Regions from separate parts of the Mus musculus genome. Here all the other regions are linked to region 1. Evidence: chromatin loops called from intact Hi-C (ENCODE). Cell type or tissue: heart. All regions are shown on one strand. Region 1 overlaps Kalrn (kalirin, RhoGEF kinase). Region 2 has its middle 59 kb from the start of Kalrn. Region 3 overlaps Kalrn (kalirin, RhoGEF kinase). Region 4 overlaps Ccdc14 (coiled-coil domain containing 14). Region 5 overlaps Kalrn (kalirin, RhoGEF kinase). Region 6 overlaps Kalrn (kalirin, RhoGEF kinase). Region 7 has its middle 17 kb from the start of Kalrn.

Region 1 (4,000 bases):
TTACCTGTAAAATATCAATCTTAGTACATGCCTTGGGATTATTGTGTGGATAAAGAAAACTGTGTGTGGTGCATCTGGTGTGCATGGATCCCAGAAGACTTACAGAGACAAGCCTAACATGGCCTATAAAGATGATATAAAGATGGGGTCCAGAAAAAGATGGATGGATGGAGAGATGGACTTTTCTTATGGGGCATATTGGGTAGATAGGAATTATAGCCTTATTCATAAGGATACCAGAGTAGACTATGGATAGCATGGACTACCATAGTGGACTATGGACAACAGAACATAAGGCCAGTTAGGGACCAGGTAAATGGAAGAATTAAGAAGGGATTCTTAAAATGGAGCTAGCCAATGGCTATCAGTCCCAAGGTCTCATGCTGGCATAGGGAAAGGAAATGGAGGCTTCTGACCATGACCTTGGACCATTGATGCTGAAGATTAGCTGATTTATTCGTATCAAGCCCAATGCTATGGCTAACTGGAAAATCAAATACACCCTCTCACGCTGAGGAAGAGACACCAAATCTCCAGGTGCCTATCACTGCTGTGGAACTTAGTTAGGGGCCTGTGTAGCTCGGCTTGGGTTTGTGGAAAGGAGAGAGAATGAACAGGGATTCAGCAACCCTAACGCACAAACTGTGGTCTGGCAATATCTGTGGTCCAGTGCTGCTGGAGCTGAGAATCCACAGGGAGGAAGGCAAGAGGCAGCTGGCAGGAGGTAGTGCCCACTTCTCAGATCGTGTGGCAAAGGGCCAGCAGTCTACTGCAGTGACTCTAAAAGTTGCTTCCCATGACTGGCTTAGGTCCTGTCAGGGCCACCTGAGAAGCCTGGGGGTTCTGCACCAGGTCCAGTCTTTGCTAGGATGGAGCTCTTTCTCAGCCTCCTTTACTGGCCTGTATCTTCCCAGCCTCTGCTGAGCATTCATTCCCATGGATGAGGATACCGCAGCTTTGAGACCTAGTCCATGCCCACAGTGACTCAGCCACAATTGTAAGAAAGAAAGGACTTGAGCTCAGAGTCCAGAGTCTACCTCCTGATACTTCCGTCCAGTGGTCCCAGCCCTATCCCTGCCATGCCCCAGAACCAGTCTCTTCCTGCTCCCTTAAGTCAGTCCTGCAGTGACTGGGTAGGTCCTTGTAATCCTTCCCTATATTTTTTGCTCCATTTAAAGTCCCTGAAGTTACTTCAGTCTGTATTCACTGATGTGGGCCTTGGCTCTCAATATGGCCTTCCTGGGGCCAGCTTTTCAAACAGGAGAGGAGGGAGGAGTCTGTGCCCCTTGGCTCTGTTTACACAGGCAAGGAGAAGATTGTGTCTGCAGTGGTAAGAGGAAAGTTGCTTCTTGTAGTTGAACCTGGAAACCCTAGGCCCTACCCATCCAGAGAAGGAAGATGCATCACTCAGAGAGCCTCACACACAAACACGGGAGGCTGTCTTCCCACTCCCACGTTTAATCATAGGGACGAACTTCCAGTTTGAGTGTGTTATGTTAGCTGGTTCTGGTGCCCAGGCCAGCGATAGTCTCCATTCCTCAAGGAGAACCCCAACTCAGGGGCATGAATTGTTCCAACCTTATCTCTGGGTCCCATTGGTTTTCTTAAACACAACTGAAGCTGAATCACTTTGTCATGGAAAGAGTTAAAAGCCACCCCCACCTGTAGTCAGGCATCTTAATTCCATGGAAAACTACCTGTAGTTAGAACAAGATAGCTTCTTCCTTCATGGTTATATTCCATGTTCCTCAAGAAATCCCAATGTGGTGCTCTTTTGCTAACTCCCAGACTCTCCTTAGTAAACCCTTTTTCCAGCAATGTTCTGGCATGTGGGGAGGGAGAGGGGGAGGGGGGAGGAGGGGAAGAGGGGGAGAGAGAGAGAGAGAGAGAGAGAGAGAGAGAGAGAGAGAGAGAGAGAGAGAGAATGAGAATGAATGAATCATCAACCTTCCTGGTAGAGAGGGAAAGGGGCTAGTTTCTACATGCTGACCAGGTTGGTCCCATCACAAGGTATTTATCCCACCTGCAAACTGGCTTTATCACGAGGTATCAAGAGTAGGCACAAGCTCCCCATTTGCCCTGTCTATCCCATCTGGTCTTCAAACTATGAGCTCACAAGCCTCATTTCTCAGTTGAACTGCAATGCCTGCAGGTCACAGCCAGACTTTTGATGACTCTGGGTTCCCAGGAGGCATATTCTGCCCTCCCTTGACTGTCTATCAGAATCAAACATTTTGAACATTGACTCTGAGCTGGCACAAGAGCACCACCTACTGCTGAGCAGTCCAAGGGCTCCTTTCTAAGTCCCTTGCTGTTTGGAACTGGAATTGTGGAGTTTCATCTCACGGCAGAGAGTTTGTAGCAGAACCCAGCATGGTCCTTCTACAGGAACCCTATCTGGGACAGATGGAGTGACAGAGAGGACATGAGAGGCAAATCCTGGAGACAAGGGAAGGAAGTGAGTCCAAAGGATGAGCCTGTGTCAGAGGGGAAGGAAGGGAATGCCAAGGCCGTGAGCTCAATGGCTGCCTGGGAGGGTTAAGGATGCAATCTGAAGTATTTTGGAGGAAGTCTAGATAGCCAAATGAAATGTAAAGTATGATGTTATCCAAGGCACAGAAGAGTGGAAGAGGTGAAGATTTCTAAAGCATGAATGTGCATCATGGGGTCCTTGCATTCTGTCCTACCCTCAAAGAGACAGCAGATTCTCTAAACCTTACACATGGGAGCTCACTGTAGTCATGAGAAATGGCCAGACTCCCCTCCACTCAGGAAGCTGCTTCTCAGCTCTGCACAGTGAGCTTTGTCCATGGGCATCTGAAAGCCAAGCACCTCCCAACACATGTACCTGACCCTTGCTCCCTGTGTGTTCCTTCCAGAACCCACACCTGCTGAGGTTTAAGGGGGTGTCTGTCCCTCTTCCTCAGATCTTTAAGGTTAAGTCTACCTAGCCCACATCCCTTCAACATAGCATCCATCTCTCCGAAGCAGGGATCCCAGAAGGCAAGCTGCCTCCTGCTCAGCCCTGTGGAGTCTTGTTCCCAGATGTGCAAATGATTGGCAGATCTGATTTTAGGATGCGTAGGAGGACTGGATGAGAACATCAACCAGACACTCCATTTTTACAGTAAAGATAATAGTTCCCATTTACTGAGTATATCCTGTATGCCAGGAACGCCATTAGTTCATCTAAATTAACCTGCCAAGGGGCCAGATCTCGGTGGATGCCTAAATTTAGTTCTGGGATAAAGTCAGGCACTATTTTCTCAGCTTCTTAAATAGGATTTGACCTCCTCAGTTCTACATTTTGGGAAGTGAGGGAAGTGCATTCCCTTACTCTGTTCCTGAAAATATTTTATCAGTGTTTGTGGTTTAAATGGAAAGAATTTGGCCATTCAGAGTCAATATCCCGGGGCTGCCTGGGCCGCCTCCTGGCTTGGCTGGTCCTGCTTCTCATCTGCTTGACTTGCTGGCTGCTGGGTGACCATTCCACTCTCTCTGTGGGGCAGTGCCTTACGGGGGTTTCAGTGTTTCTGAGCACACAGGTTGGAAATGAAATGCAAAAACAACAACAAAGAAAACAAACAAAATGCTGTTTACTGTGAGGAAAGACTAGGGAAACGGTTCATCCTAGTTCCTACAGTAAGGAGGACAAGAGTGGGAAGCAAGGCCTTTTGAGGCTGAGCCAGAGCCAGAGCCAGAGCCAGAGCGTGTGCCCCTCCAGACAGAGCTGGGCTGCAGTGCAGCTGTCAAGAACAGGGTGTGATTTTAGCATGAGGCTTTGCAGCCTGGGTTTTGCTAATCAGAAAGCAACTGCTTTCTGTGCTGTGGGCTTACTCTGTCTGAGCCAAGGGAGTGGGAAGGAGCTGGCATGCATGTGGAACCTGCTGTGCATCACACTGAGTCCCGGCTCTCTGGCTCTCTCCGAACTTCATTATCTTTATCTGCTTTGCCCCAGACATTTTGGGGTTTGTGAAAAGGAAGTGGGGAGGGGAAGGGA
Region 2 (4,000 bases), 230 kb before region 1:
CATTCCTTTCTTTCTTTCTTTCTTTCTTTCTTTCTTTCTTTCTTTCTTTCTTTCTTTCTTTCTTTCTTTCTTTCTTTCTTTCTTTCTGTTAATGGGTTAAAAAAAAAAGAGGCAGAGACAGTGAAAGAAAGGTGAGGGCAGAACGTGTTGACTTCAAATGGTGATTCCTCTCCTTTGCTGCCTGGGTTACTCTGGATAGAGAGCAGCCTCAGGTGTTTTGGCCCCAGGAGGGAAGCAGAACCAAATTAGATTGCCAGAGACAAACAGATCCAGAGACTGGGAATAATGGGTAGGAGGCCATCAACTAGAGGCAAGCACCAGGTTTTCCCATTAGGTGCGTTCGAACACATCAGGTCAGATACTGCCTCCTCTTTCCAAAGGCCTGGGCGAGGCAGCAGCAAATAGCCCTCAACACATTGCATTAAGTTCTCAGGTCTGAAGATCCTGTTTTATGGCCACTAACACGCTACCAACTAATTATTGTTTAATTATTGCTTAAAAAACGGATCAAACCGATCACCACAATTCAATCACCACACTAATTACTCAATATAACATCTGCTTTCTTTTCTCCCCCCCCCCTTTACCTTTTTTTTTTTTTTTTTTTTTTGGTTGTTATCCGGTTTCTCCTCAGCTCTACTTTCTAAGTTAATTGACATTCAGCTCGCTGCAACACCCCCTTTATCCAGGCCAACTGGATCTCTCCATTCACTGGAGAGAGAAGGACAGAACAGAGAAGGCCCCCGGGATTAGGGAGTTTTGATTGCTGTCCAAGAGGAGCCCTGAGATGCGGGCCAAGGACCAGAGCAGGACAGAGACAAATGAGAGACACAAAAGAGCGACAGGACAGGAGAGATAGGCAGGAAAGCATCCGTAAGAGGAATAAAACGGAACACGGTTCTCTGAGCCGCTCGCTCAAGAGATGTTGAAGGGGATACTGAATGAGGGTAAAGAACAGCTGAAAAGGGGAGACATAAGCAGGGATGCGGTGAGGCCTCCGAGGGCAGGGCGACCAGGGGCAGGTCAGGAAGGAGAGGGATGAAGTCCAGCCTCTAGGGACAGGCCAGTCCGACTTGGGGACTGAGGGCACTTGCTGCAGGAGGGGTGCGGGCAGGTCCGGATTCCCAGCGCGCACCTGGGAGCAGGGTGGGGCGGGGAGGTGGCAGGACCCGGAGCTTGCGGAGCTTGCGGCGGCGGCCGCTGAGTCCCCCGCAAGCCGGGAGAGCGCCCGGCGGCCCCGCCCTCCGCCCCGCCGCCTCCTCGGCCCGGGCTTTTCCTGCGGGGCTCAGGAAGCCGGCCTAGCGCGGCGCGAACAATAGCTCGGCCTGGGCTCCGGGAGGGCCCGCGCGGGCCTCGGGGAAGGGCGCGTCGCGCTGCGGGCCGCCCGCGGCGAGGCCCCGGGCCCGCGGGAGCGTCCCTGCAGCTCGGAGCTGCCCGGGTCATTGTTGGCTGGGACCGAGGGAGCCGGAGTCCGGGAGGAGCCACGGGAGCCGCGGCGGCGGGAGCCAGAGGGGGAGCCCGAGAGCTCGCGAGCCAGCCAGGGAGCCGGGAGGGAGGCAGCGAGCAGAGCGAGCTGAGCGAGGGAGGGAGGAGGTAGGGAGCCAGGGAGGGTGGGAGGGAGGAGGAAAAATAAAGAGGAGAGAGCCGAGCGGGGCTGAACAATAGAGACGGGCGGACGGGCGAGGAGAGGCAGCTGCCGCTGCCGGGCACCGCGGGCGCGCAGGCAGCCGGGACCCCGGGCCGGCCCGGGCTAGACAGCAGGCGGCCAGCGCCCCGGGGAAGGGGAGCATGGGGGGACCGGCGGCAGGCGCCCCTAGCCCGCCGCGCGCCGCCGCCTGAGGAGGCTCGGCGCCCCCCGCCGCAGCCCCCCGCCCCGCGCCCGCGCCCGCGTCCCGGAGCCCCGCGGCTGCCGGCTCTGTGGCCACGGCCGCCGCGCCCTCCGCCCACCGGGCGCCGCGCCGCCCTCGGCCCCAGGCTTCGCCGGCGCCCGGCTGCCCGCGGACGCCCTCCCCCAGTCATGAACCCCCCGGAGGGGGCATCGGAGGAAGGGGGAGCCGCCGACTCGGACGTGGACGCCTTTTTCCGGACAGGTAAGATCTCGGGCACGGTTTCGGGGATGGCGGGTGAGGGCGGCCGCCTCGGACGCGGTGTCTTCGGACAAGTTTGGGGACCGCAGGCAGGCTGCTGCCGGGGCGAGCGAGTCGGAGGCGGCTCCCCGCGATCGTCGGGGCTGGAGTTGCGGAGGTTCACGTTGTTCTGGCGGTGCTGGCTGCAGTTTGGGGGAGGGTGTGGGGGCTGGGCGCCCCTCGGCGTTCACCCCAGTTGCGGGAGTCTGTGTTGGGGAGGCGGGAGGCGGTCCCCCTGGGCCGCCTTCTCTGGGAGATGTTGGATCACTTTGCAGCGCGCCGCTTCAGCTACCGGTGTCCCGGCCCCTCCCTCGGCTCCCTACTTCCACAGTGCCTATCTGCGGGGCTCCCGGGTCGCCCGTGGTCGGTATCCCTTCTTCCCTCCAGGGCTCGAGGCCCTGATGTGCAAAGAGGGGCAGCAAGGGTCGCCAGGCGCTCAGACTGCAGACTGACAGGCAGAAGCCAGGCGATGAGAGAACGTGCAGGGTGCGTGTGGGGAAGCGGCATCTGGGACTTTGGACCCGCTGGGAGGATCGGAGGCACCTTGGACCCGCTGCTTGGTCCTTTCTCCAGCTCCGGGAACCGATGAGTTTTACCTAAGAATCACTTACTGCTGGAAGTGCGAGTTAGCGTCCCTCTTAATACACACCCACCAAATCTTTGCTTGCCTGCAGCGCGTGGAGCCTGTGATAGCTTTCCAGCCTTTGCGCCTCTGTACCTCCCAAGCAGCCTGTCTGTAGCTGCTCCTGTTCTCTGGCTCCACAGTCCCTTCCCCAGAATAGACACCGATCACCCTCATCTCCTACCACCTGTAGCCCTGTTTCAAACATCACCAATGTCCCCTGTACCTGTAGCTTCCACCAGCTCCGTTGTGCAGTTCCCCAGCTCCCCACACGTCTGCAACCATTTTGTCTGGAAATCTTTGTCCCAAGGACTCTGATAAGTTATGGGCGCCCCACGCATCTGCTCTCCCTTCGGGAAAGTTGGATCAGAGGACATGAACTGGTGGGGGTCAGGGGTCAGGTTAGCTCTGGAGGCTGCACACCCATCTGTTTCCTAACCCTGTTGCTTTGCCCTGGAGGACCACTCTAGGGAAAGGAGTCCCGGCTCTTTGTGGGGGAACTTGTGGCTTTGAAAGTCAAGACTTAATTGGCCCATATGGTCATCTCTAATTGGTCTGGGGAGGAAAGAGCTGGAGGACGGGAGTTGATGCCAGGGTCTGGGAAAGGGGAGGAGGCTCCTGTCATCCTGTCCTGCTTCCAGGGCTCAGCTTGCCCTCCCTCCCTCCTCCATCCTGGAGTCAGCATTTTCACTTTCCTCCCCCCCCCCGCCCCCCCCCCCCCGTCCCCTCCCGTCCCCTTTTCTCTCTTGCTCCTCTCTCCCGTCTTAGATACCAAAGCCTGGATTCTAAAGAGGTGTCTGCCTTGGGTTTATAGTCCTGAATCTAGGGAAAGAGGCTCTTGGAAGCTAAGTGACATCCAGAAACACTCACCAGGACCTCCCTCTTCCAGACCCCACTGGCATCCACCGCAGCCACGCCTAGCAGCTGTATTTTCTAGCTCTGGGGGAAAACCCACCATGGTATGAATTCATATTCTACCCTGAAGTGTGAATTCCTGTTCTTCATCCCCTCCCCTCCTCTCCCCTCTCCTCTCCTGCCCTCTCTTTTCTCTCTTCTTCCTTTCTTCTTCCTGTCTTCCTTACTTTTTTTCTGATAGGCATTTATTTGTTTTGTAGCTTCCAATTCTAGAGACTTGTTAATTTGTTGCTTTCCCTAGGACCTTTCAAATAGTTTACATTGTCTGGGCTGGTCTCAGATCACAGAGTCAGAAGTGGGCTGGGGTCAGTTTCCTACGGGGGGTAATGTCCTTCCA
Region 3 (4,000 bases), 120 kb before region 1:
GAGACCCGAGGAGTGTCTGGTGAAGGTGCTTTCCCAGCGTCTAAGGCATTTTCTCTCTTCCTTTATTTTCCACCTTAAAAAAAAAATGTGTTGGATTTCACAGCTGATTCCCCAGTTTCCCCGTGTTCATCTCCTTCTAGATACCCCCACACAGCATCCAGATTATCTCAGTATGCGGCTCAAGGAGTGGGAAGGCCAGGATGCAGAGGGAGAATGACAAATTCAGGGGCTCCTCCAGGTCATGAAAGCATTGGGGTGGGGGTCTCTGACAGCCAAAAAATAATAGCATCCCCAAAAGGTATCCAAAGATCAGAAGCTTGGGCAGCCCCAAAATCACACTGCTGGTGTAGCTCATGAGTTCAGCCAACCTTTCCTTGCTCCTTGACACGGGGCGGTCGATACTTCATGAGGCCTTGAGTTTGTTACCTTTGTCTGCCCTCAGTAGGCAGCTGGCATCTCTCATCCCCGTCCCTGGCCTCTCTGCCCTGGAAGTCTGCAGTCTCAGACACGATCTTGGACTTAGAAGCCTCCAGAAAAACAATCGATGAACAACCATTAGATTAATAAGAAATAAATGAGATGAAGTGTTCGCATCCTGTGTGAGCAGAGGCCAGTGAGGCTCAGGGGCCTTCTGGGTGTGCGTTTCAGAAAGCCCCAAAGTTTGTTGCTTGAAAAAGGCAAGGATGAAGCAAATCCATGCTTTCTTAGAGCACAGTATTTCAAAGCAGCCTCCTCTGCTTCAGACCCGAGAGAAGACAAAGAGGGATACATCCTGGCTGGAGCTTGAGGCTAACCCTTGGGAGAAGACCCTCTAGGGTAGGGGTGTGTAGGGACAGAAGTCAGGACCAGCTTCACATCTGCCCCAACTCCTCACCTATTAACCCAGTCATTTGTCTTCTGAGCATACATCTAAGGACCTTCTGAGTTCTTAGACTAGTCGCGTGGAATAATCTCTGCGACTGAGGTACAGGCGTGAGTGTTTAAAATGTTTTTCTGTCTGATTTTACTGTCCGGTCTGAGTAGCCAACCTCTTTAGAATGCCTGGACCTGACTTCCAGTGCAATTCACTGCCCTGTTTTGGTTAAAATTGTGCATACATTCCCAGTGACACAGTGAAGATGTGGCTTGCAGCCCTTGTGACTTGCTGGCACATTGTGACCCTTTGCATAGGTGCTTATTGGACAGCCATCATGTGCCAGTGTTGGAGTGACACTGAGAGATTAGCCTGACGGTATCCCCGGGAAGTAAATTAATAGATGTTCTCCGTTTGCTCGCATGTTTATCTAGAGAGGCAGGAGTTGATGAATGGCACTTTCTGCAATTTATTCTGTCTTTTCCTTCAGTAGAAAAGAAGCAGTGACCATATCTGTGCATTTCAGTTAAGTGGAGATGCATCCAGTAGTGGGGGAAAAAGAGAGACGAGGCTCAGACAAACAAGGAGGGATGCCAAGGGACAGAGTGTCCTCCTGGGGCAGGTCTTTACAAACGCACCCATTAAGTTGTCTAAACTGTGAAAAGGTAAAAGTAAATAATATGTCTGTTTAAATCTTTAGGTTGTCAGCAGGTAATTAAGCTCCCATGAGGTGTCTGGTCATATTCAAGGCCCAGTGGACATGGTCCTAGCACTGAGAGAGTTTGAATCTAAGTGAGGAATTGAAGTCAGGATGCAAAGCACAGAGACTTTAAACCTTGATTGTTAACGTTCCCCTGGCTGTCTTGGAGGAAGGAGGTGCCGAGTGGAGCTCCCTGTCCACTGCAGAGCTCTGCCAAATGCTTGCTGCCAGCTAGCGGTGAGGGGGACAGAAATGGAAAGGCTGTATTTAGAAACTTCACACCAGTTTGCAAAGTAACGTGTCTGTTGAATCTAAAAATTAAGAAATTAGAGCTTAAATGTTGTTTTTAAAATTAACACTCCTCTGGCAGTGTTATTTAATTTTTTCCACTAAAGTATTAGTTGATGACAGATTGTAATAAAAGAAAAACAACATAAAAATTCAAACTGATCATTCATTGAAGTTTCACTTGAGGAGTCCTGGGCTGAGGTAACTGGATAACAGAGATGTCTAGGCAGGTTAGAGAGGTGCCAGAATATAGAGAAAGACAGACAACTTGTCACTGAAAAGCAAGGAAGAATGTGCCTTGAAAACCCAGACCTTTTCCTGCCCAGAGTTCTAGGACCATAAATAGTTTTGGTGGATGCTGGTCTTTCTCATGTGCTTCGTACTAAGTTATTTATTGACACATTGGTAGTAGCACCTGCCACCAGCATCCTTTTGCAGCAGATGGAGGAGGACAAATTATGTGCCCAGGTCCTACAGCTAGGAAGTGGTGGCTTCTATTTGAGAACCAGGTATGTTGGATTCTAAGTCCTGCTGGTTTAACTCCCCACCTGGGCAGACCCTCCAGGTTACAGGGAGCACAGGCAATGTGCACTGAGCCTCCAGATATCCCAGAATTGGAATAAGGAACAGGCACTATACATATTCAGATGTATGGTGCACAGTATGACAAGTTCTCTGTGAGACAGTAGAGTGTGAGCTTTTGCCTGAAGTTTCTGCTTTCAGGTGTTTTTTTTTTTTTCTGTGCATATTTCCAGAAGTATTGGAGTGGGTAGACTCACCCAAGGTTAGGCCTTTTATTAGACTTTGAACTGTCACTGAAATCTCATCTATCTATTTAAAATCTTTTTTTAAAACCTGAAATAATTAGATCCATGGGAAGTTCAAAGAAACAGATGAGGAAGCCTGATGAACCCTCCATCCCGCATCCTTTCCTGTTAACACTTTACTCAATGAAGATACAAACTCGGAGACAGACATGGGTGTGATGTTCAGACTTACCCATCGATTTTGTCTTTTGTATTTTAGGAGAAGAATCAAGGATACCTCTAGGTGCAGAAAAAGTAGGCTTTTCTGGAAGCTGGGCCACATCGTGACGTTCTAGGGGACTAGTGTGACACTCTTATATATGAGTAGCATGTTATTTAGCCTCCTATCTTAGCATCTGAGCACCATGAGGCACGTGGTTTGTTCACAACAAATGCTTTGTCTTGAATGCTTGATTTACTAAAATGTGCATACAAGCATAATGGTTTCCTTCCATATTGCTGGGCATCCATTGTGAAGGGGGAGTGAGATTCTCCCACCTCTTACTGCTCTGCAGGGCATCACTGGAACTAGAGATGTGTGTGTTGGGAAGGGACACACACACACAGGAGAAGACACTGCAGTCTGGTATGGAAGCTACGTGACAAAGAAGTAGTTATCTCCACTGGGCTGGACGTGTTTGGTCAATAGCGAAAGGCCATCAAGAATGGAAGTGACTCATGAACTTGTAAGATGGCTTCAGTGCAAGTCTCTGCCTTGTGATTAAGATTTGCAGAACAGGCCATTACAAGAAGAGCACTGGAAGGCAGGCCAGGTTCTGGTTGTAGGGGGATTCTTGGGATCAGAAGCTTCTGTGGAACCTTGTTATGGAAGAACAGCTGTGGGCTTTGAAAAGACTGTTGGCTTTTTGATAGGAAAGTTTTTGGAAGCCTGATGAAGAGCTCCTAACCAGGCTGGTGAGGTGGCTCAAAGGGTAGAGAGCTGCCAAGCCTGACGACCTGAGCTGGGTCCCAGAACCCACATGGTGGAAGGAGAACCATCTTCCAAAAGGCATCCTTTGACCTCGACACCTGTGTTGTGACATCACTCCCTGATCAACATATAATGTAGTGAAAATAAGCCACTCAAACCCTCCTGTGTGACTTGTCTATCTAGGGAGCATCAGAAGTGAGCTCTTGGGTTATCTTTCAGGCAGCGTTTGGGGACATCAGCCCTGGAGAGGTGGGCTCTGATGTAGGCGACAGGTATTAGTTATGTTAATCAATTACTGAAATTAAGGAGACGATTATCACAGTTTCTATTCCAGGAAAGGGGAGCATGCATTGATTTAATTAGATTAATTCTGGGCAAAATAGCAAGAAAGGGGGAGGGGGCAGGTTCTTATGCGACACCAC
Region 4 (4,000 bases), 360 kb before region 1:
TGTATAAAAGTTGGGGTCATAGACAGATGCACTTAGCACTTAAAACAAGCAGAATGCATACATAGAAACAAGCACTTATCTAGGACTAATTGGCTATTCTGGGTCTTTTGTTGATCCATATCAAATTGAGGATTTTCTTTCTATTTATGTGAAGAATGAAATAAGGAAGTTGATTGTGATTTCATTAAATCAGTAAATTGTTTTAGTAGGTAGGTCTTTTTTTCACAATGTTAATTCTACCAAGCTATAAGCTTGGGATGTCTTCAAATTCTAGAATGTTTCTTAATCTCTTTCTTCACACATTTAAAGTTTTCATAGTAGAGGTTTTTGTTTTTTTATTTTTTCCTCTTTGGTTTTGTATATTCTAAATATTTTGAGAAACTGGGAAGAGGAGCACATCCATGACCTCTCTCCCAGCAGGCTTGTTACTTTTATGTATTAAGACTGGTAAATTTTGTAAGTCAATTATGTATCATAACACTTTGCTGAGATTATTAATAATTTCTACAATTTTTCTAGTCAAATTTTTGGAATATTGGATATAAGATAATATAATCTTCAATTGAAAATAATTTGACTTAATATTTTTCCATTTGTATCCCTTCTCTTGCCTTATTGCTCCAGCTAATGCTTCAATCATGTTATTGATAAGCAGTAGAGACAGTGGGCACTCCTCTCCCATTCCCGATTTTAATGGCGCTTATTAATGGTTTCATTCATTTAGGATGATATTGGCTATGTGTTTGTCATTTATAACTTTTATTGGAATATGTTTCCTACAGTCCTACTTGTTCTAGAGCTTTTATTAAGAATGCATGTTGAATTTTATCAAAGACTTTTTGTTTTTTTGTGCTCCCATTGAGATGATCATATGATTCTTGTATTTTTTGTCCACGTATTTGGTTTTTTACATTTATTTCTTATATATGTTAAAAATAAAATAAAAAAGAAAAACAAAACAAGAGCAACAACAACAAGTCAAGGACATTCTCAGCTTCATATCCTGTTTGAAGACAGCCTGACTTTCATGAAACTGTGTCACCAAAATAAATACATAAGTAAACCAAAAAAAAGATGAGGTGTTAGGAGGAAGACACCTGATGTCAGCCTCTGCTATGCGCACATGCACACAGGACTGGAGAGGCCATTTTTTCCTTTATATGAGGGGTAGGCTAGCCATCGGTCTATCCACCTCCCTAATGCTGCTTCACTATATGAACAGCTCCAGGATAGGCTGCTGCTTCCTTTAGTTTTCAGAGTGGAAAAAGCGAGTTTGCTCGGTGCTGCCAATCACTTCCTCACACAGAGGTACCCTAACCCACTCCTTCAATTTCCTGTCACTCTTTCAGTCCATCCCCCAACACTGGTTACAGAGCTAAAGTCAATCGGTAATACTATGAGTGTCTTTTTACTTTGCATAACCTCATTGCTATTAAACACAAAGACAGAGTAAAATGCAAATAAAATCACCAACTTCTAAAGATCGCTGAACTGTAAGTAGCACTTGGCAACGCCTCAGAACAGTATGTAGCACAGAGTAAACACTCAGCAATGTTATATCATCCAATAGCTGCAAACTGAGCAGATAAGTAAATACTTCATTTTCATAAATCTTGCTATCTAGAAATATATTTCTAAACGTGATCCCTCTGAGATGACGAAAACCCATAGCAATAACAGATCATCTCTATCAGACGAGCTACAAAACTAGCTAATAACTTCCTATAAAGTATCAGTTTTTATTAAAATAATTTTACAATAAAGGAAATAGAAAAATATCCTCTAAAGCTATTTTAACTCAGGAGTCTAAGATGGTCCACGGGAGATCACAGCCCACAGCACAGCACAGCCCAGCACAGCACACAGCACAACACAGCACAGCACAGCACAGCACAGCCAAGCACAGCACACAGCACACAGCACAACACAGCACAACACAGCACAGCCCAGCACAACACAGCACAGCACAGCACACAGCACAACACAGCACAGCACAGCAAAGCACAATCTTGTCCTCTCCTTTTGAATCCTAGTCCTCTCTTTTTTAGACTTCTGGTTCCTTAAGAATTGTCTAATCTGAGGAGCTCTGAGTCCATGTTCACCGGCACATGTTCTCAATCCACTAGCTCACTGGACTTCCTTCTGTAGTCTTATTAAGCTGAGCTACACAGTCCTGCCTCTGCCAGCAGATGTCGCCATCTCACAGAAACTAAAAAACTCCAAACACGCTTCTTTCTTAAAAGGCCAGAGAGAATAAACATTCCAGGCTTATGAGCTAACTTGTCTCTGTCACAACTACTCAATGCCACCGTAGTACGAAAGCAGCCACATACGACCTATGAACAGTAGGTTCTAACAAAGCTTTAATTATAAAGTAAAACTAAACACCATTTCTAAAAACACAACTGGCTATATGGAATGGACCCTAGTTAAGACTGATACTGTCCAACAGGAACATAATATAAGCAATATATTTAATTTAAAATTTTAAGTAGTCATACCAAAAAATTAAAGGGACGACTTACTTTCCATGTTTTAGTTACATGTAGCCAGAGCCGAGGCTGCAGCTCAGTAGTATAGTTCTTGCCTACAACACTGAAGGCCTCAGTTTGATCTCCAACACCACAAAAATAAAGAAGGAAATATAACAAAAGCACTGACATTGCAGTGTGTAACGCCCAGCATCTATTTATAGCATACCTCAAAACAGATGCTAAATCTTTATGAGAAACACTCCATCTCTATTTAGACTGTGTATAATTTATAGCTGAAAGAGTAGATTTACACACCAGAAGTATTCCAATAGTCTTAGGAGTTTTATAATTGGATATCAGTTTTCAAATTTACTAAATTAATTAAAATTTCAGCCTAGGGATTAGAAAAATAGCCCAGTCAGTGAAGTACCTGCTGGCTCAAGCACAAGAACCAGAGTTTCCATCCCCAGGAGCTGGCAGGGACTGACAGGCAGTATGGTCCTTAACCCCAGCAAAGGGGAGGCAGGGACAGATGGATCCATGGAGTTTAGTGGCCAGCCTGCCTAGTCAAATCTATAAGCTTCAGGTTCAGTAAGAATAAAGGCAGGACGTGATAAGGAAAGACAAACATGTGTAGCACATGGGTACACAGCACTAATGTGAAGACATACATACAAAAATATACACACATTCAGCCTACCAATGTAGTGATCGCTTATAAGCACCACCTGTCAATAAAAAAGCCTATGGCCAATGAGCTGAGGCAGGAAATAGGAGGCGGGACACTGGCAGGAAGACAGAGGATTCTGGAAAATAGAGAGGCATGGGAAATTTGAGAGCCAGATGCTGAGGAAGAAGCAGGTGGGACTGGAGGAGAGCTAACTAACCAGCAGGTAGATGAACTCAGGATAGAATTAAAAGGAAATTCGCCCTGGACTTGGGTGCATGAAGCTGAGGAGAGGTAACTAACCATGAGGAAGACATAGAATAGTTAGAATGGGTTAAATAAGTTACGAGCTAGTCAGGGGAATGAGCCAAAGCTTGTGGCCTAGGCATTAATTAATAAATAATTAGTCTCAGAGTTGTCATCCCAGGAGGAGGGGCTGGAAAAAGGGACTTACATTATCACACACTAGGTGCACTGTCACATTTCAAGGCACACGTGGGCAGTGCAGGCAAGCAGAATAGAAAGTGATTGGTCTCTGTCTTAGTCAGGGTTTCTATTCCTGCACAAACATCATGACCAAGAAGCAAGTTGGGGAGGAAAGGGTTTATTCAGCTTAAACTTCCACGTTGCTGTTCATCACCAAAGGAAGTCAGGACTGGAACTCAAGCAGGTCAGGGAGCAGGAGCTGATGCAGAGCCATGGAGGGATGGTCTTTACTGGCTTGCCTCTCCTGGCTTGCTCAGCCTGCTCTCTTATAGAACCAAGACTACCAGCCCAGAGATGGCACCACCCACAAGGGGCCTTTCCCCTTGATCACTAATTGAGAAAATGCCTTACAGCTGGATCTCGTGGAGGCATT
Region 5 (4,000 bases), 97 kb before region 1:
ATTTGGCTTACACTTCAGATCACAAGCTATCATTGGGGGAAAGTCAGAACAGGAACTCAAACAGGGAAGGGGGACCTGGAGCCCGGAGCTGATGTAGAGGCTATGGAGGGGTGCTGCTTACTGGCTTGCTTCCTCTGCCTCCTAGAACCCAGTCCTACCATCCCAGGGATGGCACCACCCACAATGGGCTGGGCCCTCCCCCATTGGTCACTAATTGAGAAGAATACCCTAAACATGGAGGCATTTCCTCAACCAAGGCTCCTTTCTCTGAGATAACAGTAGCTTGTGCCAAGCTGACGCACAAAACTAGTCAGTACTGCAAGCTTGCTGAGATAAGATACTTTTGTTCAGTTTAGCTGAGTTCCTGGAGCATAGTAGGCTCACTGAAAATGGTAGCTTGTGATTGATTGTTCTTAGCCCTGTTTATGACGTGACTCTCTGTTTCCTGTGCGCTGGAGCACTCTACAGGAAGTGATGTGCTAGCTCATTGAATTCTTCAGATGAGCCGCCTCCTGGGATGTAATAGCTGTGTTTTAAAAAGCTGTGTGTCGAGTGAATTTTTTATAAGTTGAATCCTATTCACTGACCTGATTATTGATCTCAGTGAGAGAGTCCATGGGGGGGGGGGAAATGCAATAGATGGGGAAAAAAATGCAATAGATGTGAGCAAAGTTGCTGCAATCAGCGTCCACTGCCATTCTATCCAAGGAGGCGGGCCTAGGGATGTGGACATAGTGCATAATTAGTGACGGAGATGAGAAATCAGACTGTCTGACCCAGACTTGGTGAAAAAACATTGGGAAAGTGTACAAGGAGAATAGAAATCAGAAATATATGGAGGAAAATTATAACCAGTATCCAAGGGTGTACTGGCTGTTTTTGTATGTCAACTTGACACAAGCTGGAGTTATCACAGAGAAAGGAGCTTCCCTTGAGGAAATACCTCCATGAGATCCAGCTGTAAGGCATTTTCTCAGTTAGTGATGAAGGGGGAAGGGCCCATTGTGGGTGGTGCCATCCCGGGGATCATAGTCTTGGGTTCTATAAGAGAGCAAGCCGAGCAAGCCAGGGGAAGCAAGCCAGTAAGTAACATCCCTCCATGGCCTCTGCATCAGCTCCTGCTTCCTGACCTGCTTGAGTTCCAGTCCTGACTTCCTTTGGTGATGAACAGCAACGTGGAAGTGTAAGCTGAATAAAACTTTTCCTCCCCAACTTGCTTCTTGGTCACGAAGCAGGAATAGAAACCTTGTGCAGGAATAGAAACCTTGACTAAGACAAAGGGGGTAGGATAGGGTTAGGACATGAGGTCATATTATTTCTTGTGTCTATTTTGCAAAGGATCTATGGTGAACATGGATTGCCTTCATGACACTTAAAGTCAGTTTGGTAAAGAGGAAGTAAATTTAAAAGAGAAGTGTTGAAAGAACAGAGCCTCAGCAGCCAAGTGGATCTGGAGGAGGGACCTGTGTGTCCTGGACACGGGCAGATGTGACTGTAAATAGAGACTGACTTTCTTAAGCTTTGTGGGTGGAACATACATCTTGGTGGATGTGGGATGTTTTAAGGGGTGAAGGAGGGAGCAGGTCAACTGCTACATGATATTTGATTTACTTTGTTAGTATTTTTGCCTTGGATTCCATCTGTCATGGCCAACTGTAGAGACTAGGGCAAATCCTCAGAAACTCCCATCAGGGAATTTGGAAGAAATTATGAAATAAGAAAATATAAGTGCTTTTTATTGTTGTGGTGAAGTGCAGAGTGCTCCGCCATTTATCATCACCAGGAGTCCCTGACATTCCCACAGGCTTTCTGTAGCAGTGATGTGAGATGTTAAAGAGCACAGCCTTTTTACTTTAATACAAGGCTTCCTTGCTTGGCAGTCACTCACGATCATTCTCCCCTCAGGTCTGGGATCTCCACTACACACACCAGAAACCCTCAGGCCAGGTTCTTTTCTTGGAGCCAGCTGGGCCCCTCCTCCATCTCCAGGACGTCAGGCTGCTGGGCAACTTGCCCAGAAGTCCAGAGTTGCAGCTGTCTCCCTGGACATGAGCATAAGCAAAAGGATTCTCCCCAGGCCCCATGCGTTTGGCCTGGAGCAGAGCCTCTGCCAGCTCCCCTCTGCTGTCTGATCTGCAGCAGACCCTGGCTAGAGAAGGTCTTGTAGTGAGTTGTGAGTGTGTGGAGGGGTGTGGTTCAGGCATGTGACAAAGTTGCTGCAATCAGCATCCACTGCCGTTCTATCCAGGGAGGCAGGCCTAGGGATGTGGACACCGCACAGCTGGAGTTCCCTGGGACTGTTGTGGGCAGGAATGGAAGGCTCTGCTGAGCTCTGTTCTTTAGGTCAGGCTTTCTGCTTTTGTTTGCAGTCCCACGGAGAAGAGCTATGAGCCATACCAGGTCCTATGGTGCCTGATTATGTTGAAACTCACAGGACCCTCTGGGGAATATAGGGAAAGAAGTAGTCCTTGTTTAAAGGTGTACCCAAGTGATGGCAGCTCAGGAGGTTTGAACATGTCGATCTAGCTTTCGCCTTGTCTGCCTCATTCTCTCCAGGTACCTTGAAAGAAAGGTGTAGACCCTCTTACTCCCAAATGCAGAAGGTAGTCTGGAAAAGTGCATGATGGGATTTGACACCCAGGCTCCATGATGGGAGCCAGAGTTGGCCCTTTGCTCATGATGGAAACGTGGCTAGAGTCTGTCTCATCCCCAAGGTGCTACAGCCTGGAGGTGGCTCGGCTTCTGTCCCTATGGTTTTACCTTCCTTTGTTTCAGCACTCACAGTCCTTGGCACAGGGAGATGCTTGGAGAGGGTCTGGGTGCTATCTGTTAGTCACTATCACCCAGAACTGAGAAAACAGTAGCTGAATTTAAACCAGCAAGAGGCGGCTTCTGCCCAGTGAGGCTGTGGGAGGATTTGGTGTGATTCTCTCAAGAAGGGACAGCTGGCAGGACCAGTGGCCCATGGCACTATGCCAGCTTGACTTCTAATGTCATAAGAACTAACAGAAGAAGTGAGATGATTGGTGGGCCCTGCAGGGGGGGGGGCGGAGCCAGCCGTCGTGTGCAGCCAGTGCTGTGTGGGTTCTCACTTGGCGTTGCCCTGTACTCTGCAGTGAGGCGCCTGGGGTGATAACCTACCAAGTTCTCTACCCTGTGCTCCAGAGAACTAGGAATGTAAGATGCACGGAGTGCCACATGTAGCCACCCTCTTCCTGTCTCTTCACTAAATGTCTGCTGTATGGTCCTAGGTGAATACCTTGATAACATGTCTAAAATTAAACTTAGTTTCTTCTTGGAATGTTGCATCTTTCTCAAGACCTAAAAAATCCCAGATTTCTTCATCATTTCCTCTTTCATGGCTGCCTTGTACTAGTTTTTAGATCTTGCCTGTCTGCCTGCTTTCCTCCTTCCCTCCCTCCTTCCCTTCCTTCCTTCTCCCTTTCCTTCCCTCCCTTCCTTCTTCCCTTCCTTCCTTCCTTCCTTCCTTCCTTCCTTCCTTCTTCCTTCCTTCCCACTCACTTCTACCTTCCTAGCTCATGTGAAGACGAGTGAAAGTCTCCTAGCCAACCTTTCTGGTCCTGGATGGTTCATTTTAATCTTTGAGACCCATCTTGTTATGAAAAGTAATCCCTTTGGGCTGTCTCTACATCCTGGAGCGATAACTTGGTGTGGGTTTCCTCACAGTCCCTGAGGCAAGACAATAGAATGAGGGGGCACATCAAGGAACACATGCTAGACAAGGCCTGCAGTGGTACTCATTGGCCGGCCTCGTTTTCATGCTCAGATCCCCACTGTGATACACTTACAATGGCTTAGAAACTTCTGGGCTGTCTTCTCTCTGTAACCATCCATCTGTGACTGTGGCCCTTGTCTTTATCACCTGTCTGCTGGATGTTTAGGAATTCTGACTCTTTAATGGGGCCAAATTATCCTCTCAGAGGTAAAGCAGTCCCTGGTGCTAAAAGTCAGGGCATACTGATCAAGCTGAAGATAACTG
Region 6 (4,000 bases), 110 kb before region 1:
GGGCCTGGCATGGGCTTTTGAGACCTCAAAGCCCACTCCCAGTGATACACTTCCTCCAACAAGGCCATATCCTGAACAATTCATTAGCTTGGGACCAAGAATCCAAATATATGAGCCTCTGAGGGGTATTCTCATTCAGACCATCGAGATACTTCTCTGCTATCCCAGAGCCTATACTCACCCCCCCCCCCAGAGTGATATACTGTAGGGGAAGAAATATTTTTAATATAAAGTCATATATATGTTGGGATGCTGGGTTCACCCTATGCTTAAGAACATAAAATATGCTAGTGAAGGCTGGTGAGATGGCTCAGTGGGTAGAGAGGTGCTTAACACTAAGCATAAGTACCTGTGTGGACCCCTAGGACCCACATGGTGGCACTCCTGTAAGCTGTCCTCTGACGTCCACATATATACACATACACATAGCTAAATGTAGTTAAATACGACAGTGACACTGTTCTGACTTCACGTTAAGATAGCAGTGCCACCGTAATTGCCGTGCTTCGTTTTACTCTTGAAAGGAAAAGGAAAAGTTATCCCAATCACTGAGTCTTCAGCAGCCCAGATGTTGGATAACGTTGATCTCATCCATTCATCTCCACAAAAAAGAACCTAAATTAAAAATAATAATAATGATGTATATACTGAATATCTGGAGATTTCAAGACTCCTTAATTTCTATTTTTTTAAATAAGCATTAAAAAGAACTGTTATTCTGTTTGTTTTAATTTTCATTTAATATTTACATCACTGCACATTTGAAAAACATTGTGTATAATGGAATCACAGATTTACAGAGCTAAGAGATGCTAGATATCATTAATCATATCTTATATAATTAATTCTTATAACTAAATAAATTGTCAGGTTCATCCCCTGGAAATACCTTAAAATATATATTTACAGTCACGAGACTTCAGAGCATTGGGGGATACCTGGTGCTAGACGGGTCTGCAGCTTCCTTCTATGGATGGGGAATCTGGGCACCGAGGAGCTAATGTCTGGGTCACACAGGAAGTTGTATGATAAGGTCCTGGGCTCCAGACCTTGCTCCATGTAGACAAGGCCTCCTCTCAGTTCCCACTTCACTGCTAACTCTTATCCAGAGACAGCAGGGGTTTCCCGTGGAGTCTATGAATGTGCTTGTCATGAAACTTTAATCAGTGCTGGGATTTAAGGTAATGTGGAAATAGTCAAAATGTCCTTTGGGCAAGAGCCACGATTCCCAAAAGATTGGGTGGAGATGAGGAGTTATGTTAATCAAACCTTTCCAGATCAGAAGTGTGAGTCAGAGTCAATATGTAAATACCATTAAGACGTTAAAGAGAGGAAGCTTCATTTTGGTCTAATTAGATCATCTGTTTGTACCTCCTGTGCGGTACAGAGGAGGGAGTTGCTGTGTCTTTCGACTTATATTGATGGCCACATTGAGACCAGTGTGGAGGAGGTGGTCTTCCCTGTGGCTGCTGTCCTGAGTCTCTGCTTCTGTGAATCACGATCGTTCACAGCACAGGAGGCAGAGTAGGGACTACAGCTCTGCTCCATCTGACCTTAGCACAGACAGAACCCCTCTTTGACCTTTCCCCTGCACAAGCATCAGACTGCAGGGCTGTATATCTGGGGCCTGGTCCCTTGTGAAAGTGCATAAAATATTTGTTAAGGGGGAAGGGAGATGGGAGTCAGCTATCCTTCATCTTGGAGTTTCTTCTCTGTTCACCTTCCTCCAGGGATAGCCTATGCTAAGAGATGTGCTGTGAACTTCCTAAAGAGGTATGCCTGCCACCCTCTAGGTTTATTTCTGTCTCGTTTGTGTCACTGTGGCCCCTCTCTTAGCTCCTTAAAGTCCCATGAAAGGATATTTGTGGTTGAATGAAAAGAATGTAGAAGATAGGAGTGAGCTGAGCCTCACTGGCCCATGGCTATTGATTGAAGGTATGAGAAGAGAGATCGAGGGAGAGTCAGTCCATCTATTTCAGGAAGCACCTGGTCTAACAGGGCAGCCATAAATGGTTTTATCTGGTATGAAGACATGACCACACCAAGGAGCTCTTGATTACATCTGGACTGCTAGTGCAATATGGGCAGAATCAAGGTCTGAACCGAGATGGCCAGTCTGTCCTTTTTGAAGGGGTCGTTGTCCCCTAGAGGTGTTCAAAGCACTTCTGAGTTACTTTTTGTCCTTTGGGGGAGGGGTTGTACAGAGGGGTTTCTCCATTCCTGGAATTCACAGACAATTCTCCCTGACATGCCCTCTGCTGCTCATCACGTTAATGGGAAGGAGGGCTTGGAGGGCAGCCAGCCAGGGGCCCCTGCGCCAGCTATGTCGGAGAGCCATATTGATTGCAGAGTCTGGCGGAAGGTTATGGCAGTGGATGTGGATTCACTCAGCTCTCACAAGGCCACTGACAGAGGAGAAACAAAGCTCTGGCCCTGGAGCCTGTATCATGGCTGGGCTCTCCGCCAAGGCTTCCCAGCCAGCCCCTGTTCTCCCCGCCGTCCATCATTCACACCCAACCAGGTCTGGCTTCCCTGAATGCCACTTAGTCTAATTCCCAATTGCTTAGGTTTCCTTAATGGGTCCTTTTGGCTGGACTGAAGGCCCTATGGGATCAGGTAGTTGTATACCCACAAACAATTGTGACTATGACCAGGGCCACCTTGCAGCAAAGCTAACCGTCCTGTTCATGGAATCCCTAAAGAGATGCATAGAAAGTTTGCGTGTCCAATGGGCCTCTCTCGCCCCAGTACAGGGGAATGCCAGGGCCAAAAAGGGGGAGTGGGTGGGTAGGGGAGTGGGGGTGGGTGGGTATGGGGGACTTTTGGTATAGCATTGGAAATGTAAATGAGCTAAATACCTAATAAAAAATGGAAAAAAAAAGAAATATTTTAAACTGTCCACAAAAAAAAAAAAAGAGTTGCATAGAATTCCCACTTCGTACCCTAAGCTGACCTGTCCTCTGAACTCAGCACTGCCAGCCCAGAATTAAACCTCTCTTGAGCATTCAGCTTCCCCAGGTTATATTCCTCCTTCTCTTTCTGAGTTCCTTCACTGTTAAAATTATTTAGCCCCATTTTTCCATCTCTGTTCTAATAGATGTGCAGTGGCTCATTTTTTCTGAAGTCCCCAGAGAGCAGGACCCTTGTCCAGTTCGGAATATGAGGAGGACATAGGCTATTTCTAGTTGAATAGGAAGATGTGAACACTTGAAATAATGAATTCTCAGTGGACCATTAAACATTATTTCCTTCTTGACCTGTGTTCATAGACCCATCTAAAGATGAAATCTAAGTGTTTAATGGGGGAGGAATAGAAGCAGGTGCCTTAGAAACATTCCAGGCTCCTTGGTGGGTGGTCAGTGACAGGATGGAAGTCAAGCAGGTACTAGAGACAAAACCAAATAAAACCATGGAAAGAAAGATATTAGATTTGATACACTTTGGACATGGAAGGGAGGTGAACAGAGATTAATAAATGTCCCTTGAAATTCCTGTCTACCTAGGACTTGAGAATATTACCTTATTCAGAAATAGGGTGTGTGTTTAATGATCAAGGTTCAGTTTGCATGTTTGTTTTCATCCCTCAAAGTTCCTGTCTACCCCATCACCCCTTCTTATGGTTCTGATGGCCAGCCAGTTTCCTCAAAGGGTTTGTGGGTAGGAAGCAGTGAGCATCTTCCTTGTGGGTTGCTGCTGGTTGGATTTTGCTCCATGGGTTGGATGATGAATCCAACTGGGACTGAAAAGTCTTCCCATGCAGATGCTTGCTGGAGCATCTGGGGGTTACCCACTCACAGCTGCAGGGGCCAAGAGGGGCAAGAGTGAGCTAGTGTGAGGTGTGGGAGTTGGGAGGATCCAGAGACTCAGCCTTCTGTGGCCATTTACCTTGAGAATCACAGAGTGCAGGAGTTTAAATCTAAGTCCAAATAGCCTACTCTACTTGGGTGCCATATTGCCATGAAGCATTGATATAAAATTTGAATGATCATGAACCTTTGCT
Region 7 (4,000 bases), 190 kb before region 1:
AAGAGCAATTCAGGGACCTTGTAGCTATGACCACCATCATTACCTATCCCATACGTCAACCTCTTGCACATATCTATTGGTAATTTCTGGTTTTCTGTTCTCTAATATACACATTTGTTGTTGTTGCTGTTGTTTTGAGACTGAGTCTCAAACTAACCAACTTCAAATTCTAGGTCTCTGCATTTGACCTTGAACTCCTGGTCCCCTTGGTTCTCCTTTCCAAATCCTGGGATTACACATATGTAACCACCAAGCCCAACTTTGCTCTTGGGCATACTTTGATGCATGGTTGTTTGTGTTCTTGCCTTCATTTTCTTTCTCAGTTTGAGCTCTCTGAGAACGGGATGCAGGTTTGACCTCCCCTGTGCCACCCCGAGCTCTATAGACACTTGGGAAATGCTTGTCAAATGGATGTTGCTCTTGGCGGAATGGTACCATATTGATGATTTATTGATAACGCCTCTCTATAAGAGAGAGTCTCACTGGAGCTGGAGAGAGGACTCAGAGTTTAAGAGCACTATTCTTCTAGAGGACCTGGATTTGATCCCTACTTTCACATGGTGACTTACAACTGTAATTCCAGTTACAGAGGCTCTGATGTCCCATCTGCTCTGGCTTCTGTGGGTACTAAGCATGCACACAGTACACAGACATACAGGCAGACAAAATGCTTATACACATAAAAAATAGTTTCATGAATATGGGGGACTATTGTATTTGGGGACGCAGTTCAGGCCTTTGGATGCTGCATTGTAAGAGGGAAATGAAGTGTTTGTGGTAGAGTGGTGTTAGTTAGGGCAGATGCAGAAGTGTGACACGGGAGGTACAGAGTGTATGCCTGACACTTTGCGGAGGAACTGAACATGCTCTTAATAGCTCAAGGGCTCCTGGCAGAAGGACTGTTTGACCTGAGACTAGAACAGTCAATAGCACCTTGACTCAAGACCATGATTAACCATGATGTAACTGCTTTAAATGCTGGTTCAACAAATATTATTTATTTCTGTCCACTTACAAGCCCTATTCAAAATACTTCACGAATACCAGATTTGTCTGTCTCTGGTTGCCACTTGGACTAGGACTGTTGATTGTATGCAGAGTTTAAATGACATCACAGCAGAGAGCCAAGGCTAGAGTGGGGTAAAGCAGGGGCTTTATTCCTTTCTTTGGGGCTGGGGTAGGGAAGAATTCTCGTGTGCTTAGAAAATGGTAATGATGTACTTTCATGCTATCCGGGTGAGGTCCACTGTTTTTGTATGTTTCCTGCTTATTTTGTAGCTTCAGCTGTGGAGATGCTGGGCATGGGAGCTGGAAGCAGGAAATGGCCAGAATGCTTCTCTGACCATCCTGAAGGTTCTTTTCTTTGGGTCTGGCTGAAAGATTATGGTAATGGATGTGATGTGCAGCTGCAGAGGAAGCAAGGATTTTTTTTTTTTAAATCAAGAGGAATTCAGAGATCAAGAAGAACATGCAAAACCTAGGCGTGATGGTGTGTGCTGTAATCCTGGCACTTGGAAGGCTGAGGCAGGATATTCTCCAGAGTCTGAGACCAGCCTGGTTATAGAGTAAATTCTAGGTCAACCTAGGCTTACAAAGACTGTCTCAAAAAAAAAAAAAAGTATTGTTGTATACTGTTAGACATGTTTTTTAGTTATGCTTGCTTGTTCTTTTGAAGGAAGCTACTTTGGGACTTGTGTTCTCCCACACCCCCTTTTTTAACTGTTGGAAACTGTGCTCATTTATTTTTTGACCACACCTAACATATAGAACCCAGCGTCCAAGGCATCTGCTGCCACCTGCTGGCAGAGAATACCACTAGAGGGATTTGGAATCAAATGGGTACATACATTGAAAACCAATTCTGTCTCTGAATGGATCACAGAATATTAGAAATGTTAGAGATCTTTAAAAATTGTCTGGATTTATCTGGAATGAAACCAACATGCTTTTTTTTTAAAAAAAGTTCTCTTACTCTAATATTTACAATGATAGGAAACTCATGATTTCCCACTATTTTGTTACCATTCGTTCTTTCAGTTAAAATGCTTCTTTATTTGTAGATGCATATGTATCTCTCTGTATATGTGTATGTGTATACACACACACACACACATATAAATTTTGAAGGAAAATACCATTTTTATTTATTTGTTCTAGCATTTGCCTCTGGAAATTTCCATAATAAGTTAACTGCCTTAAAAAGGTTTACTGTGGCTTATCTCCATAGCCCTTCAAATATCTGAAGGGACCTGGTTGTACCCGCAGTCGTGTCTCGAGGTTAAACAGTGGCAGTGCTGTCAGTCAGGACAATGTCAAGCTTTCCAAATTCCTCATAGCCATTTGTTTCGTGATGTCGTACTGTTGGTGTCCCCACCTAATTGCATTGCTGAGATTGGCCCCAGCTCAGCTCTCCAGGTGTCATCAGTGTAGTGACACTCTGGTATTCAGGGTCTGTCCAGACTTCTGGGACACTCTCTGTACCATGAGGTAGCACTTTTGCTAGATTTCCATAGTGCTAAACTTTTGAATAATGGAAAGCCAATGAATTTGTATAATCTCCTATATTTTTAACTTTCCCCCTTTGGATAAAAGCAAGACTTGGAAAAATTGTAATTATACAATTACCAAAATGACTACATTCTGAATTTTAGATATTACTAGCAATGCCATAGTTCTCTCGCAGCGAATGGCCACCGAGGCTCTGTCTGGGAATAGGCTTCCGGTGATGGGGAAACCCTGTGGGCGTCACTGTGTATTTGTATATGGCTTATGCCTACCAGTCTGAGGTTACCATATCATGCTTTATATATCAACTTTTCTTCCTGAAACATGCTCTGAAAATATTCTGTGCGGTTATAGTTTTCTTGGTGTAAATATTCCACAATTGCTTCGGCAAGTCTAACATTGCATCCTCGAAGCCATCCTGCTCCTGAGAATGTTTGTCAGCCAGCGTGCGTGCGTCTTGTGTACAGTGTTTCACTAAGGTAGATGCAGAAGGTGAGAATGGCTTTCAGAGTGATGTGTGCGTCGCTTTAAAGGGTAGATCGCCAGACACAGAGTTTGCCCCTGTTGATTTTGTTCAGGTGTTCAGATTTGCCGAGAGTCTTATATCTTTGCCCGGTCATTTGTTATAGTATTGAGTCCACTATACCAGGTTTGTATTATCTGTCCATATTATAGGCATAATCTTTATCTGAGGAAATAACATTTTTAAAGAAGCTAAAGAAACACTTGAGGGGGCAGTGCTGTGGTATCTGTGGCCACCACCAGAGAGCCCTGTTCCACACAAAGTGTTTCTCGTAATAAAAGCCCTTGGGTCTTTTGCAATCATTTGCAGCGACTCCTCACAACTGTACCCATACTCAATTATCTACAAGAATATTTTGGAGGACATTTGCCATGGGCTTAGCAGAGATCCAGATACATGTTCTGCAGTATTCTCCTGTCCACTGTCGTCATGGAGTGAAGTCAGAACAGCACACATTGCCTTAGGGTGAGTGTCATTCAAAGTAGATCCTGGGTAACTATTCAATGAGCAGTGTGTTTATATACTTCCATGTACTTCCGTATAAGAATACACTCAGTCCCAAAGATACCAGAAGGAAATAGCTGTCTATTTTTGACTATTCTTCTCACCCATGTACTTCTTGTCTACTGTCTCCAAAGGAAGCTGGTGGCTGAGATATGGCTGGCTTCCTGATACACTCAAAGTTCTTGTTTCCAATGTCCAAATGCTGATACTACACCCAGGTATATTAGACTATTCACACAGACACACAGGCTGGCATTCATATGTTTGTGCAATGACATATAGTCATCCTCAAATGCTCCCACCATCTGAAAGAGGAAATAGGGTGTTCACTCAGCCACAGGCCTTGCTGGGTTACTCTGCATTACCTAGCAGAGGAGAGGGGATGATGGGCAGTACCCAGATCACTTTTGTCCATTGTCGGAACTTGTTACAATGTTCCGGACTGTCTTCAAACTCATCTGATGGTAG

Evidence for each region. Hi-C counts contacts between places; a loop is a spot of excess contacts. Peaks named below come from ENCODE experiments on the same cell type or tissue, not always from the same donor. Only the 100,000 strongest peaks of a DNase experiment are listed, where the experiment ranks them.
Region 2: a loop joins it to region 1, with 5 times the contacts of the local background. A loop is called at or near these places in 11 of 42 quality-filtered maps.
Region 3: it touches region 1 in a loop (2.0-fold over the local background); 5 of 42 quality-filtered maps call a loop at or near these places.
Region 4: it touches region 1 in a loop (7-fold over the local background); 6 of 42 quality-filtered maps call a loop at or near these places.
Region 5: a loop joins it to region 1, with 1.9 times the contacts of the local background. A loop is called at or near these places in 2 of 42 quality-filtered maps.
Region 6: a loop joins it to region 1, with 1.9 times the contacts of the local background. A loop is called at or near these places in 6 of 42 quality-filtered maps.
Region 7: it touches region 1 in a loop (4-fold over the local background); 11 of 42 quality-filtered maps call a loop at or near these places.

The regions. Positions count from the first base shown.
Region 1 is chr16:34,342,415-34,346,414 of GRCm38, reverse strand. All of the region lies in intron 5 of Kalrn (kalirin, RhoGEF kinase), which reads left to right. Among named protein-coding and RNA genes, the nearest start is that of Kalrn, 170 kb to the left of the region's middle. In heart, a CTCF peak has its summit at 2,271; DNase peaks (open chromatin) are centred at 3,454 and 3,814; H3K27ac peaks cover 843 bases.
Region 2 is chr16:34,571,197-34,575,196 of GRCm38, reverse strand. It overlaps a transcript of Kalrn not described here. Among named protein-coding and RNA genes, the nearest start is that of Kalrn, 59 kb to the right of the region's middle. In heart, CTCF peaks have their summits at 1,504 and 3,000; DNase peaks (open chromatin) are centred at 776, 1,506, 2,046, 2,466 and 1 weaker place; H3K4me3 peaks cover 3,116 bases; H3K27ac peaks cover 2,459 bases; H3K27me3 peaks cover 116 bases.
Region 3 is chr16:34,464,617-34,468,616 of GRCm38, reverse strand. All of the region lies in intron 1 of Kalrn (kalirin, RhoGEF kinase), which reads left to right. Among named protein-coding and RNA genes, the nearest start is that of Kalrn, 47 kb to the left of the region's middle. In heart, a CTCF peak has its summit at 1,791; a DNase peak (open chromatin) is centred at 1,766; H3K27ac peaks cover 1,121 bases.
Region 4 is chr16:34,698,559-34,702,558 of GRCm38, reverse strand. All of the region lies in intron 5 of Ccdc14 (coiled-coil domain containing 14), which reads right to left. Among named protein-coding and RNA genes, the nearest start is that of Gm35150, 9.9 kb to the right of the region's middle. In heart, a CTCF peak has its summit at 2,194 (motif pointing right); a DNase peak (open chromatin) is centred at 2,188.
Region 5 is chr16:34,439,312-34,443,311 of GRCm38, reverse strand. The region is part of intron 1 of Kalrn (kalirin, RhoGEF kinase); the gene reads left to right. Among named protein-coding and RNA genes, the nearest start is that of Kalrn, 73 kb to the left of the region's middle. In heart, no CTCF peak of the experiment used is centred here; a DNase peak (open chromatin) is centred at 2,041; H3K27ac peaks cover 1,454 bases.
Region 6 is chr16:34,454,903-34,458,902 of GRCm38, reverse strand. The region is part of intron 1 of Kalrn (kalirin, RhoGEF kinase); the gene reads left to right. Among named protein-coding and RNA genes, the nearest start is that of Kalrn, 57 kb to the left of the region's middle. In heart, no CTCF peak of the experiment used is centred here; a DNase peak (open chromatin) is centred at 2,442; H3K27ac peaks cover 1,536 bases.
Region 7 is chr16:34,529,493-34,533,492 of GRCm38, reverse strand. It overlaps a transcript of Kalrn not described here. Among named protein-coding and RNA genes, the nearest start is that of Kalrn, 17 kb to the right of the region's middle. In heart, CTCF peaks have their summits at 1,811 (motif pointing left) and 3,266; no DNase peak of the experiment used is centred here.